Linked DNA regions of Homo sapiens: region 1 is linked to region 2. A link is a contact called in ENCODE Hi-C or POLR2A ChIA-PET data. All regions are on one chromosome and are shown on one strand. Each heading gives the region's core, a stretch centred on a gene start or an enhancer-like site at or near the end of the contact. The rest is flanking DNA. Distances are from core to core; before and after follow the strand shown. Region 1 overlaps KIAA1549L (KIAA1549 like). Region 2 holds the start of FBXO3 (F-box protein 3).

What was found. Hi-C counts contacts between places; a loop is a spot of excess contacts on that map. ChIA-PET counts read pairs that join two places held with the same protein, here RNA polymerase II (POLR2A). Pooled maps may share reads with other maps.
Region 1: a loop to region 2 is called in a pooled map, with 2.1 times the contacts of the local background. The contact joins the enhancer-like site here to the promoter of FBXO3 in region 2. A Hi-C loop is called at or near these places in 1 of 50 pooled maps. POLR2A ChIA-PET finds 5 or more read pairs at or near these places in 2 of 52 experiments (IMR-90 and OCI-LY7).

What each region holds. Positions count from the first base shown.
Region 1 is chr11:33,652,906-33,658,805 of GRCh38, forward strand. It overlaps KIAA1549L (KIAA1549 like), which reads left to right. Exons shown (of 21, transcript NM_012194.3): 18 at 3,107-3,204; 19 at 5,845-5,900. LOC105376617 (a long non-coding RNA gene) reads right to left here. Exons shown (of 4, transcript XR_007062647.1): 3 at 2,376-2,540; 4 at 1,368-2,126. Among named protein-coding and RNA genes, the nearest start is that of C11orf91, 45 kb to the right of the region's middle. RefSeq lists enhancers at 2,252-3,451, 3,568-3,657. Within about 2 kb of position 3,531, at least 3 of the 41 ENCODE cell types and tissues checked have a DNase peak (open chromatin) inside an H3K27ac peak, as active enhancers do.
Region 2 is chr11:33,770,996-33,776,762 of GRCh38, forward strand. It overlaps FBXO3 (F-box protein 3), which reads right to left and starts at 3,525. Exons shown (of 11, transcript NM_012175.4): 1 at 3,399-3,525. The coding sequence starts at 3,502. It overlaps FBXO3-DT (FBXO3 divergent transcript), which reads left to right and starts at 3,704. Exons shown (of 3, transcript NR_120550.1): 1 at 3,704-3,756; 2 at 4,259-4,368; 3 at 4,453-4,675. RefSeq lists silencers at 1,368-1,662, 2,988-3,057, 3,518-3,617 and an enhancer at 2,539-3,039.

The sequences.
Region 1 (5,900 bases), core at 2,281-4,780, 120 kb before region 2:
TCTATGTATTAGGGTCTGCTGGAATGGTGTCATGGCTAAAGAAACGTTTGGAAGCTTGTGAGATAGGCCAGTGCCTTATTTCACAAGGAAAGCAAAACAAAACAAAACCAAAACAAGGTTCAGAAAGGCTGAATGACATATCCAGAGAAAGTGAATGGCTGAATCAAGATAACAGCCTGAGTTGCCTTACTCCTTGTTCACTCAGCATTCATTCAGAAAATAGTTACGTAACATGGCTAGGGGCAAGATATTTTGCTTGGTGATGGGGGACTACTGTAATAAGACAGACCTGGTTACTGCACTCCAAGGCATTTAGGATGTAGTGGAGCTGAAGATTTGGTTCCCTGAATGCTGTCTTAGCATACATTGTTTACTGATGCTCAAAAAAAATTGGAAGTACAGCACAGCAACGTAGCTTTCCAAATTGATTCAGTCAGTACTTCTGGATCTGGGCAGATGTTTTCTTTCATTCTTGTTCTAGAAAGATAGTATTGCTGACACACTTCTAGGTTGACTCCTCTCTGAGCACTTTGCATTCCATGTCTTCTGGGTGCTAACGAGAAGCCATTTGTTAGTGTCATTGCCATCCCTTTGTAGGTGATAGGCCTTTTGGGCTGCTTTTAAGATCTCTTTGCCTTTGGTATTGTTTCACTACAGTGTATCTAGATGTGTGTTTTACTTTATTGATCCTACTTGGGATTATTAATTTACTTATTTTATCAATTCTGGAAAATTCTTAGCCATTGCTTCTTCAAATACTGCCTTGTCTTTGTTTTCCTTCTTCTCTCCTTTGGGACTTCGGTTAGCTGCATGTTAGACCTGCTCATTCCATCCTCTGTGTCTTGTATTTCTCTTTTATATTTTCTATCTTCTCGGCCCATTGTGCATCATTCTTAGTAATTTCCCCAATTCCATTTTCTAGTTTATTAATTCTCTATTTGTGATTAATCTATTATTTACTTCCTCTACACTGAATGTTTTTATTTTAATAATCATGTTTCACTTCTGAAAGTTCTATTCTTTTTCAAATCTGCTGGATCATTTCTAATAGTATCTGTCTGGTCAATTATTATTATTATTATTTTTAGACGGAGTCTTGCTCTGTCATCCAGGCTGGAGTGCAGTGGCGTGATCTCGGCCCACTGCAACCCCCAACTTCTGGATTCAAGCAATTCTCCTGCCTCAGCCTCCCGAGTAGCTGGGATTACAGGTGCGTGCCACCACGCCCAGCTAATTTTTTGTATTTTTAGTAGAGACGGGGTTTCACCATGTTAGCCAGGATGGTTTCGATCTTCTGACATCGTGATCTGCCCGCCTCAGCCTCCCAAAGTGCTGGGATTACAGGCGTGAGCCACCACACCCAGCCTGGTCAACTATTTCTTAAAAACATTTTTTACGTTGTTATTTTTTGTCTTGTGTCTGGAAGTTCCAAACTCTAAAGTCCTTAAAGGTCTGAATCTTGTTTGTTTTTTCTACTCTTTTTAACTTCACTTTTCTGGTGTGTTCATGGTCTTAGATCATGAGCTCCACTTGCTTCATCTTAATCGGTGCTAATCCTGAGAGACTGCTTTAGGGATACTTTTCTCCAACAAGGATTTACAATTGCTTCTGCCTGAGCTGGGATCATTGCCATCCATCCTCCCTCCCTAGAAGGGACCAATGCTAGCCTCCTTTTGTGTTGGAGGTGAGTGCCTCAGGTTCAGCCACCTCACCTCGTTCTGTTCCAAGGCTTGATCTCTTCATCAACTGTCAATATGGCGTTTGTTTTCCAGGCCACTTCGCCATTCGTATTTGCTTACCTTCAGTATTTTCACCTCTGGTTTCAGCTCATGGTTTTGTTTTAGTTTGCTGAGGTGTGGGGTAGGGGAATAGTCCCTTGGGATTTCCCTGACATCTTGCAGTTTCACACTGCATTAAAAAGTAGGTTTAATCCTGGACCTCGTCGTTATTGAGTGGGTTGGCCCTTATGAAGATGTAGTCTGCCATCATGCTGGAGGGAGAAGACTTCATTATTCAGTTGAAAGAATCCTGTTTGTGGATCCCCTGTGCTGCTGTTTTTTGTCCTGATGCCTTCAGGTTTAAAATCCTGTCATCCTCCTCCTTGAGAGATCTGATGGGCAGAATACCTGAAGAAAGAAACGGATGAGAACCGCAAGTGAAGCTTTGTCTTCACAGAGAGCATTTCTAGATTTTCTCTTGCTAAAGGAGGTTGTGGCCTGGCTCTTTCTAATCCTGTCTGTCTCTGTCTGTTTTGCTTTTATCCCCTCACATGTTGATAAAAGTCTTCACTTTTCTGGTGACAGTTCTAGTCTTTTATCTTTGAATAGTGCTTTATAGATTGCAAAAGACATACACACACACACACACAGACTTACCTGATCTTCTCAGCAGCCCTCTGAGCAAGCATTGTTGTCCCCATTTCAGAAGAGGTCCAGAAAGGTCACCTGAGTTGCTGAAGGACCTAAAGTTTGCTCATCAGGACCTTCACACATACGTCCTCACTCCAAATCCATTGCTTTTCTCCACTAAACCTGCTCTCCCTTGAGAGAAAGTAAAACACAATCAATGATTCATCCATTTAATCATCTAATATTTATTGATAACCTGTTATATACCAGGCACTGTTCCAGGTATAAGGATATCTCTGACAACAAAGCCCTTGCCCTTATTACACTCTAGTTGGTGGCAGATCGTAAATAAACAAGCAACCATATAAAGTCAGAGAGTGATCGTTGCCATGATGAAAAATAGATAAATGGGGCTCTAGGGGAGTCTGGGGCTGGATGAATGAAATGAAGCGTGAAGCCCTGGGAAGAATGGTGAGGAAAGCACCCAGGTGGAAGAAAAGCCCAAGGTGAGACAGAACTTGGCGTGTTCTGAGAATGGTTGGAGGGCCCTGTAAGTACAGTGGCCCCAGCGAGAGTGGTGGGAGGTGCAGTAGAAGAGATGGCTGGAAACATGTGAGGGAAGATCTTAGAAAAAAGTCTGAGTAAGGAGGCAGAGTCTGACCCTTGGAAGTTTGCTTCCTCCTCAAACAAGAGGAACCTGTGTGCTGATCGACCCTGGGTGTTAACAACTCTCCCTGTATTGCTTGTCTCTTTCACAGGCTTACAGGTTTTCCCAGCTTCCTGAGATGGTCATGGGCTCACCGCCTCCACCCGTACCTCCCCGGACTGGTCCTGTGGCTGTCGCTTCTCTCAGGCGGTAACACGTTCCTTTCTTTGTTTTGTTTGGAATATTTGGAAAAGGGTCAGTCCTATGTACCCTGACCTGACAACAGCACCGGCAAATTTCCTTCATGCTCCACCCCATCCAGGGTGTGTCACCTGTACAGACAACCATGCGCCTGTGGCATCCCAAGTACCATGAATGAACAGATCACGGTGCTTTTGTGCTTTTTAACCAGAAAGTTCTTGAGAATCCACAGTTGAAGAAGCCCAAGGTCAACTGCCCCATACCTGGAAAGCCTCAGACCGTGACCTTGAACATCTAAAAATGACTCCAGCTCAGGCTACCACAACAGCTGCTACCAAAAGTCCCTTGGTTATTTAAGGGTGGTGTCTGAGAAGCCAGGGAGGGGCAGGCATGTCTGGGCATCCACCCCAACTCTTGACTTCCAAGAGGGAGAGATTGAAAATGTATGAAGTCAGATATCTCAATTGCAACACATATGTTAAGCATGTTCTTTGCTTTAGGAAAATCTAACGAGGGCATGTTTTTAATAAGGATGGACAAGAAGAACAAAAGCCCTGAGCACTGGGAAAGGCTAGAACTGTGCCCTGGGGTACATGTGGACCACTGCCCTGGCCTTCCTACTCCAGCTTCCCCCAACATACAAATCACATCCTATCTGTGAACCATGGGTCTGGGCTTTGTGAATGGGGAAGAAAAATAGGAGTTTCCCTCGGAATAGGAGGGACCCCGCTCTCATTGCCAGTGGTTTAGAATGCGGAGGGGCGTAGACGTCACTTCTTGCCACCAGCCGAGCCTGGGTGGAAAGCAGCAGACCCTGACCTGCTGTGCAGCCCCAGCAGTTGGCCTTGCCCCTCCAGCCCCTGTTTCTCTATCTGTAACATGAGCACAGGGGCCTAGATGATCTCAAAAGCTCCAGGGTTCCCCAGAAAGGGGTCTCAGAATTGCTTATCGAGCATAACTCAGAAATTTTCCCAGGAAGGGTTTTCTGAACAAGTAGCAGATGCCTGGAACAGTGTGTGGGAAGCCAGGGCTGTGGGAACAAGCAAGCAGAGAGGGAGGAAGGGAGACCCCACCCTGATGAACGGTCACATCATACAGCCTCCACATTGGACCTTCCTAGGAGAGTAGCAACGGGCTTCTTGGTTACTCCTGAGAGTCCTGGATTGGAGGGGCCTCATACCAGCAATTTGTGGGAGGTTTGCTGAAGGCCAGCATCAATTTCTTATTTCTTCTTTCAACCACCTGTCTCCTCCCAGGCCCCTCCACGCCATTTGCTATCTTGCCACATATCGGGGGTGGGGGGTGCACTGCCCTTCATATAAACTCAGGATTAGACCAGGAAGGAACCTTTGAGATGAGTTTGTCTACCCCTGTCATTGTATAGATGAGGAAACAGGCTTGGAAAGGGAACGTAGGCTGGGCATGGTGGCTCATGCCTGTAATCCCAGCACTTTGGGAGGCTGAGGCGGGTGGATCATTTGAGGCCAGGAGTTTGAGACCAGCCTGGACAATATGGTGAAACCCCGTCTACACTAAAAATACAAAAATTAGGTGGGCGTACTGGCATGCACCTATAATCCCGGCTACTTGGGAGGCTAAGGTGGGAGAATCGCTTGAACCCAGGAGGCAGAGGTTGCAGTGAGCCGAGGTGGTGCCACTGCACTCCAGCCTGGGTGACAGAGTGAGACCTTGTCTCAAAACAAAAAAATAAAAATAATGAAAGGGAAGGTAGCTGGAACCCAGACCTCTGCCTCCCATGTTCTCCCTTGCCGTGGCTGTCATTTGCTCTGTGACAGCCACTGCTTAGCTCAGAGGGTGGCCCTGTGGGGGGCCAGGCCTGCTGCAGCTGTCTTTGCCTCTCTCCCATTGGGCTAATTTTAGGGGAGCCTGAAGTCCCTCTGTGAAACTGCCTCAGGCAAGGGTTGATGCTTGTGAAGGAAAATGGTCTGTGGCTGAAGGACCCTTTGGAAAAACCAGGAGATGCCCACGTCTACAGAGCCTAGGCTGCCCTCTTCTTACACGGCTTTCTGAGCACTAAGTGGAAATAGGATGTGTTAAATGGGCTTGATTCTCTGATTGCCCGGGGAACAAAAAAAAGTTCTGTTAGAATGTCCACTGCTCCCTGGAGCAGCCCGAGCTTCCAAGTCTTGGGCTTGGTGCTTCCTGCCAGTTAGGAATAGGGAATGTGGCTCCCCAGCTGTCCCGGGTCCCCTTTCTGGTGTCGGTGAGAAGGGAGCAACCAGGCACTCCAGAGAGAGCCTTCCCACTGGCTGCTGATGATGTCATCACCCCCTGGGTCGACCATCCCCAGCTAATACCCAAGGCTAATTGCTTTTCTTATTTTATGTGGAAATTAAATGTTCTACCACCCAGAGACATGAGAGCCACCCTTAGGGGAGAACTGACCTTGAACGTCTAAAAATGATTTCAGCTGAGGCCACCATGACAGCTGCTACAAGTCTGGGTGCCTCCTGCCCTGCTGGTGTTCCTAGAAGTCCGTTTGTTATCTGGGAATAAATCCAGTCCTGGGGACCTCATGAGGCTTGGAGGCAGCTGTCCATGCCCAAAGGTGACGGGGCGCACTCCTCCTGCTCGGGACGCCGCCTGAGGTCTGGGACAGTGCTAACGCAGTCCCTCTGCCCCATCTAGATCCACCTCAGACATCGGCAGCAAGACCAGAATGGCCGAGTCTACAGGGCCCGAGC
Region 2 (5,767 bases), core at 2,275-4,774:
AAGTAGTATAATTGCCTTGTTAGTAGTGAAACTGAGTTCACAAATAAACCCTGAAACATCTACAACTGTAATTTTTCACAAAAATATCTACAGACCATATATGCCATTGGAGTTAATCTCAAGTCAAGGAGTTGTCCTATGCTTATTATCAGGACAATACTCATTTCTACATATAGGAAGAAAGTTATTTAGTCATAAACAAAGGGACTTGGGGTTTTTTCCCAAGATCTGTAAGATGTATGCTACTAAATACACAGACTTTTTATTTTTGTTTTTTAAAATTTTTTACTTAAAGGAAAAAAGTATTGCCACAAAAACCACGTTTTCATTAAAGCAACTACTGGAAAGTCCACCTATAGAGGGTGCCTGAATCGTAACAGTTCTGACTCAATAGTCATGGCTACACAAGCTATCAGCTGCCCCAAAACATCGAATGTTAGAAGCAAATAACTTTCTTACTATATAAAGATTTCTAACACAACAGTGTTGCAATCCTGTAAATTCTACCCTACATAATTAATTTGTAAAAAGAATGAACCTAAGATTAGGACTCTATCCTTTCCAGAGAGAAATTACAAGTTATATTAATTGAAAGTAGGTATTCAAAGATCTCACTTGGGCAATAGCTATCAACAGAATCTTAAATCACATCAGGTTTGTCAAGGCCATGACTAAGGTGTGTTAAAAACCATCTATAGTAAACAAAATTGCCTTTGTTTGATTTTCAGATTTTACAGAAACATCATCCTCATCCTTTTCTGCCAAGCTCAGGAGATGCCCAAATTAACTTTTGTAAACATAGGAATCCCTCCAGTTTTGTGCATTCAGTTTCCATACCCTCTTCTTGATTCCTGTCCCTCCACTGCCCTAGGAGCTAAATGACATAAAAGAATCTGGAATATGCATGAAAGATGAATTCAATGCACATCGAGAGTGAAAACTACTGTTCTAGAGATTCTGATCCAGTCGGTTTGGACTGAGATCTGTACCTCAGGCATCTGTATGTTTAAAAAGTGCCACAGGCCATTCTGATGCACAGGTCATTCTGACGCACAGTGTGGCATTTATTCACTCCATTTCAGAATAAATCACTCTGAAATGGAGAGGGTATCAGATCATCTCAATTCAAACTAGGCAACTGATGCTACATGATTCCAGTGTACTAATCCAATCCAACCCAATCCAGTTCAGCAAATAATACCAAAAACTTCAGAGCTTATCACTAGACTAGACCCTTGACAAAATTGGGCTGTATGGTGCAGGAAAAAAGCTGCAATACACTGGATACTTTTCTGTAGATAAAATTCAAATGGTATTCAACTCAATTTATTTCCACAGACATTTACAGAGGGATCATGTCACTTCTGTTTAAAATTGTGATTACTACCTAAAGCATTTAAAGTAAACTCTTACTTCCTCACCTTGGTTCCCAAGGTCCTGCATGATCTCACCACCCTCATCTCATCACTGTCTGTGAGTCACTCCCTACCTCCAGCAACGCCAGCCTTCTGTATCTTCCACCAGGCCATGCTGTTGAACAGTACCGTTCAGCAGTCCCGTCAATCTCTGAACATACTTTTCCCTCTGCCAGAACTGCATATGCCCTGCTTCATATATGGCAGCTCCTTCCGATTTGATCACTTCTCACTTCCTATTCCTTAACAGAGCAATCTATTTCCTTCACAGCACTTAGTACCTCTTGCAATTATGCGCTTGCCCACTGGACTGTAAGCTCCATAAGAGTTGCCTTATCTGCGTTGTTCACTACTGTACCCTCAACACTTAACAGACTGGCACATAGCAAGCCCTCGGGGAAAAAAAAATCTTTGAATAGGAAGATAAGCAAGGCAGCCCTTACAATCAAGAAGCACGCCATCTACCTGACATGGCAAATCAATTCTGCAGGAAGAAGGTAGAGAGGGCATCTTCTCCACCTTGCCAAGTTGAGAAGAGGTAGGCAAGGCATTCCAGGCAAGGTCGAGAGCTTGAGCCACAGGAAAAAAAAAAAAAAAGAAAGTGCAAGTGTGTTGTATGCTGGCAGAGGTCTGATTTGGTTAGAATGGATGGTGCAAATGTGATAGTGGTGGAGAAATAAGTCCTGGAGGACCTTAGATATACAAGCCAGATGATAAGAGCTTTCAATGCCCCAGAAGTTTAGGTTATAGTCTATAAACATAGGGGTGTCACAGGTTTTAAGGAGAATGACAACCAGATGTGTCTTGGAAAGATTACTCTGGCAGCAATCAAAAGTTGGAGACTGTTAGTTAAATTGTAAGTATTTTCTAGAAAAATAAAATTGCTAGCAGGTACAGGTAGCGACCAGTACAGGTAGTGACCAAAAACTTGAGGTATCTCTCTATCACCACTTAGCTAGGCCAACAACTATCTGTAGCTCCAAGAAATCTGTATTTATAAAAAGACCTCTAATAACACAGGGCACAATCATCAAATGGCTAGAATCTAATGGTTAATCCAAACACAAAACAAATCTCGCCCACCTATCCTAAGAGGGCGACTTTGCATCCTCTGCAAATATATACGGTAGCACAGGAAACTCACAGCCATGCCACCCCCTGTCAAGGGTGTAAACAATCCTGACAGCTGGGGGGCGGGCTGGCAGCGCCATTTCTTCCACCACCCCAGACAGTCCCAAGTTCTGAAGAAACTGGGCATTGAACCACCCTTATCAGCAACCGGTGTTTATTTCTGGAACAGATGCTAGTAATGTGGGAAACCCAAGGTGTCCAGGAGAAAAGATAGTCACCGGTATGGCATCACCGGAAGTCAGTACCAAAACATAAAATCCAACATCGAACCGTAAGGAGCAATGCTGACAGCAAAACAATTCTCACGCACTGAAGTCCGAAAGTGAGCCCGGACAGCGATTCTGGCGCTGGGGAAGTCGCGCCAGGGGAGTAAGGGGTTGCCTATCTTCTCCTCTCGCTCACCCACCTGCCCACCCCGGCGCCAGACTCCGCAGGCCCCGGACCCAGCAGAGAAGAGCGCCTGGCCGGGACAGGGGCTTTTACACAGCAGCAGGGACTGACCCCAACCGGGCGGGCACCTGCGGGGCCAGCGGGGGTCCGCGGAGCGCGGCGGTGCGGCACGAGGGCCACTACCTCCTTCTCTTGCAAGTGGGCCTCACCGAGGCCTGGGAGAGAGATATCTCGTCGCTTCTCATACCTGGGCCCAGGACAGGAGGAAGACTCAGGGCGAGGCCCTTTCCGCCCCCGTCTCGCCCCGGTCCCCGGTGGCTCCGCAGGATGAGGGCGGCCCTGGCGTCACCTTCTGGTGTCGCGGAAGCTCGGGTCCTGTCAGCGGCCCCGACCCCCTTTCCCCCTGCCTCACCGCCTCCTCTCCCCATGCCCCCACCCCTGCCATGCGTGTCGTCCCATTACTTGATTAGATCCCGATAGTCCAAAAAGGATAAGATGAGGAGCAGGGGATCGGTGGGCAGCGACTCTAGGGTCAGCGGCGCCGTCTCGGTCTCCATGGCCGCCATCTTGCCTGGCCCGGTGCAGGTCTGGCCCCGCCCTGGCCCCGCCCCTGCCCCGCCCCCACCAGCGCCCGAACCGCCCCCAGCCGCTCTCACAGGTTTGTTATGTAACCGCCGGGCCAGCCCCGCCCTCAGGGTGGGCTGAGGTGCGGCTCCCTGGAGACCCCGCCCGCTAGCCGGGAGCCAGCGGCGCAGTGCGAGTTCAGCCCGCTTTCTTCGCGCTCCGCGTCAAATCTCTCCAGCTCTGTTCTCGCATCCCGGTTCGTAAACTTGCCCAGCCCGGGACCCTTTTGTTGCCAAATCTGCCTCGGTCTGCCCAACTCCTCCTGCGAAATTTTACACTCAGTATGCAGGAAGCCTCGCTCAAAATCTGACACTCCTCCACGCCCTTGGTCCCCAAATCCATTCCTTCTCTTTGTTTTCCAACCCGAGAACCCCTCGTTTTCCCCGCTCAGCCTTCCCCACCCCGCTTGTCCCCCGCACACAGCAGGGCCGCTCCGAGACTTGTCCACTCAGCAAGAGCAGAGCTGAGAATCAGCCAGGGACGCCAGCTGAAGGCCCTTCTCCCAAATTAAGGAAATAATTGTTGAGGGCTTAACTTCACGCCCCTCCCCGCCTTCCTAAGTAAAATGTGTACAAGGAGTGAGTCTGAGTCTCAGCCGCTGTCCCTTAATTTGGTTATCATGGCTATTTTCAGCCTATTAGGGCAATGCAAAGGGTACAGTGTGGATTTTTTCCAGCTTTAAAATTTATTTTGGCCAGGGTTTAGATCCCGCAGAGTTAAGTATCCCGCGTGTGAAGGGATGAACTGAGACTCCCAGAGGGCATAACTGATGGAGGCACGAAGATGTCTGCTCTTCAGCTTTGCCAAGGTGATATTAAAATGAGAGTGGGGGAAGTATAATGGGTCCATACATCACTTGCCTGATTTCTTCTTTTCCATTGCTTTTCCAAAGGTAGTATGGTGTAAGGGGCTTTGGGGAATCCAGACAGACCTGGACTTCACACGCCCGTCATTTATTTCACTACTAGTGAAATGCTGGCGTAGTTACGCCTAAGTTCTCTGAGACTGTCCCTCATCTCTAAAACCACCCCTCCTCTGGTGAACTAAGGATGGCGATAACGCTTTATGTAAAGTGCCTGGCCAGATACTCAATAAATGTTAATTTTCCAAGCTTATACATGCATCAGTCACTAAGTTCTCCAAACATTTCCATATCCTGGAGAAAGTTTCTCTCAATTATTTGGAAGAGTGGAAGTGATATGCCCCGCCCCAAAAAAATCCATTTCCTCCATTCTTCATACCATTAATGCCTTCTATTTATGGTTTTGCTTAATAGTTATAACCCCTGCCACCCAGCCAACAAAACAGAACAACAGCAACAAAAAACTCTGCCTACATCTCTGTGCTTCCAAATTGTTTATGCATATGCTTAGAAGAACATTTATTGAATTGGATTTCAAGTACTTGTTCTGTGTCTCTCTCGTCAAACTGTAAACTCTCAGTCTGACTCATCTTTCTAATTTCAGGGCTTAGCAAGTTATTCAACAACTAGAAAGTTTAAATTCAGGTTGAATGGATGAATGAAGACAGAATAATCATTTCTGTTTACAAGGGAACCATACCTTTTTACATAGACAAATGCTTGTAAAGGTATTTGATCCTGATTTATGTTTGTCTCCATTTTCTACTTCAGATGGGCCACCTGTTTTAAATCCAAAAGCTGGTAGGAGTTTCAGGTACACTGCATTTGCTTCTGCTGTCCTATTGCACTTGGACTTGGTGCAGCTATGACCTAATGCAGAAGACAAAGTATGAAGCTACCAAACTGTCAGGGCCAGAACTAAGGTGAGGCAAGAAAGCTACTTGCTTGGGGCACAAATTTAAGAAGAGGTGCCAAAAAACTGAATAATCAAATAAATAACATTTTAATGCAATATTTTTAAAAATAAAAATTAATGCAAAAAAAATTCACAGTGAACAAAATACCAAACTCTTAAACAAAAACAGGATCCCACAGTGCCATGTAAGCCATATTAGAGCCTGATGCAAAAAGAAAAAACAATGCGCAGCACTAAATACATGCTTTTTATGGTTTTGTTAGTTTGTTTTTTGAAACGGGGTTTCTCTGCTGTTGCCCAGGCTGGAGTGCAGTGACATGCTTTCGGCTCACTACAACTTCTGCCTCCTGGGCTCAAGCCAATTTCCTACCTCAGCCTCCTGAGTAGCTGAGACTATAGCTACACCACAACACCCAGCTAATTTTTGTA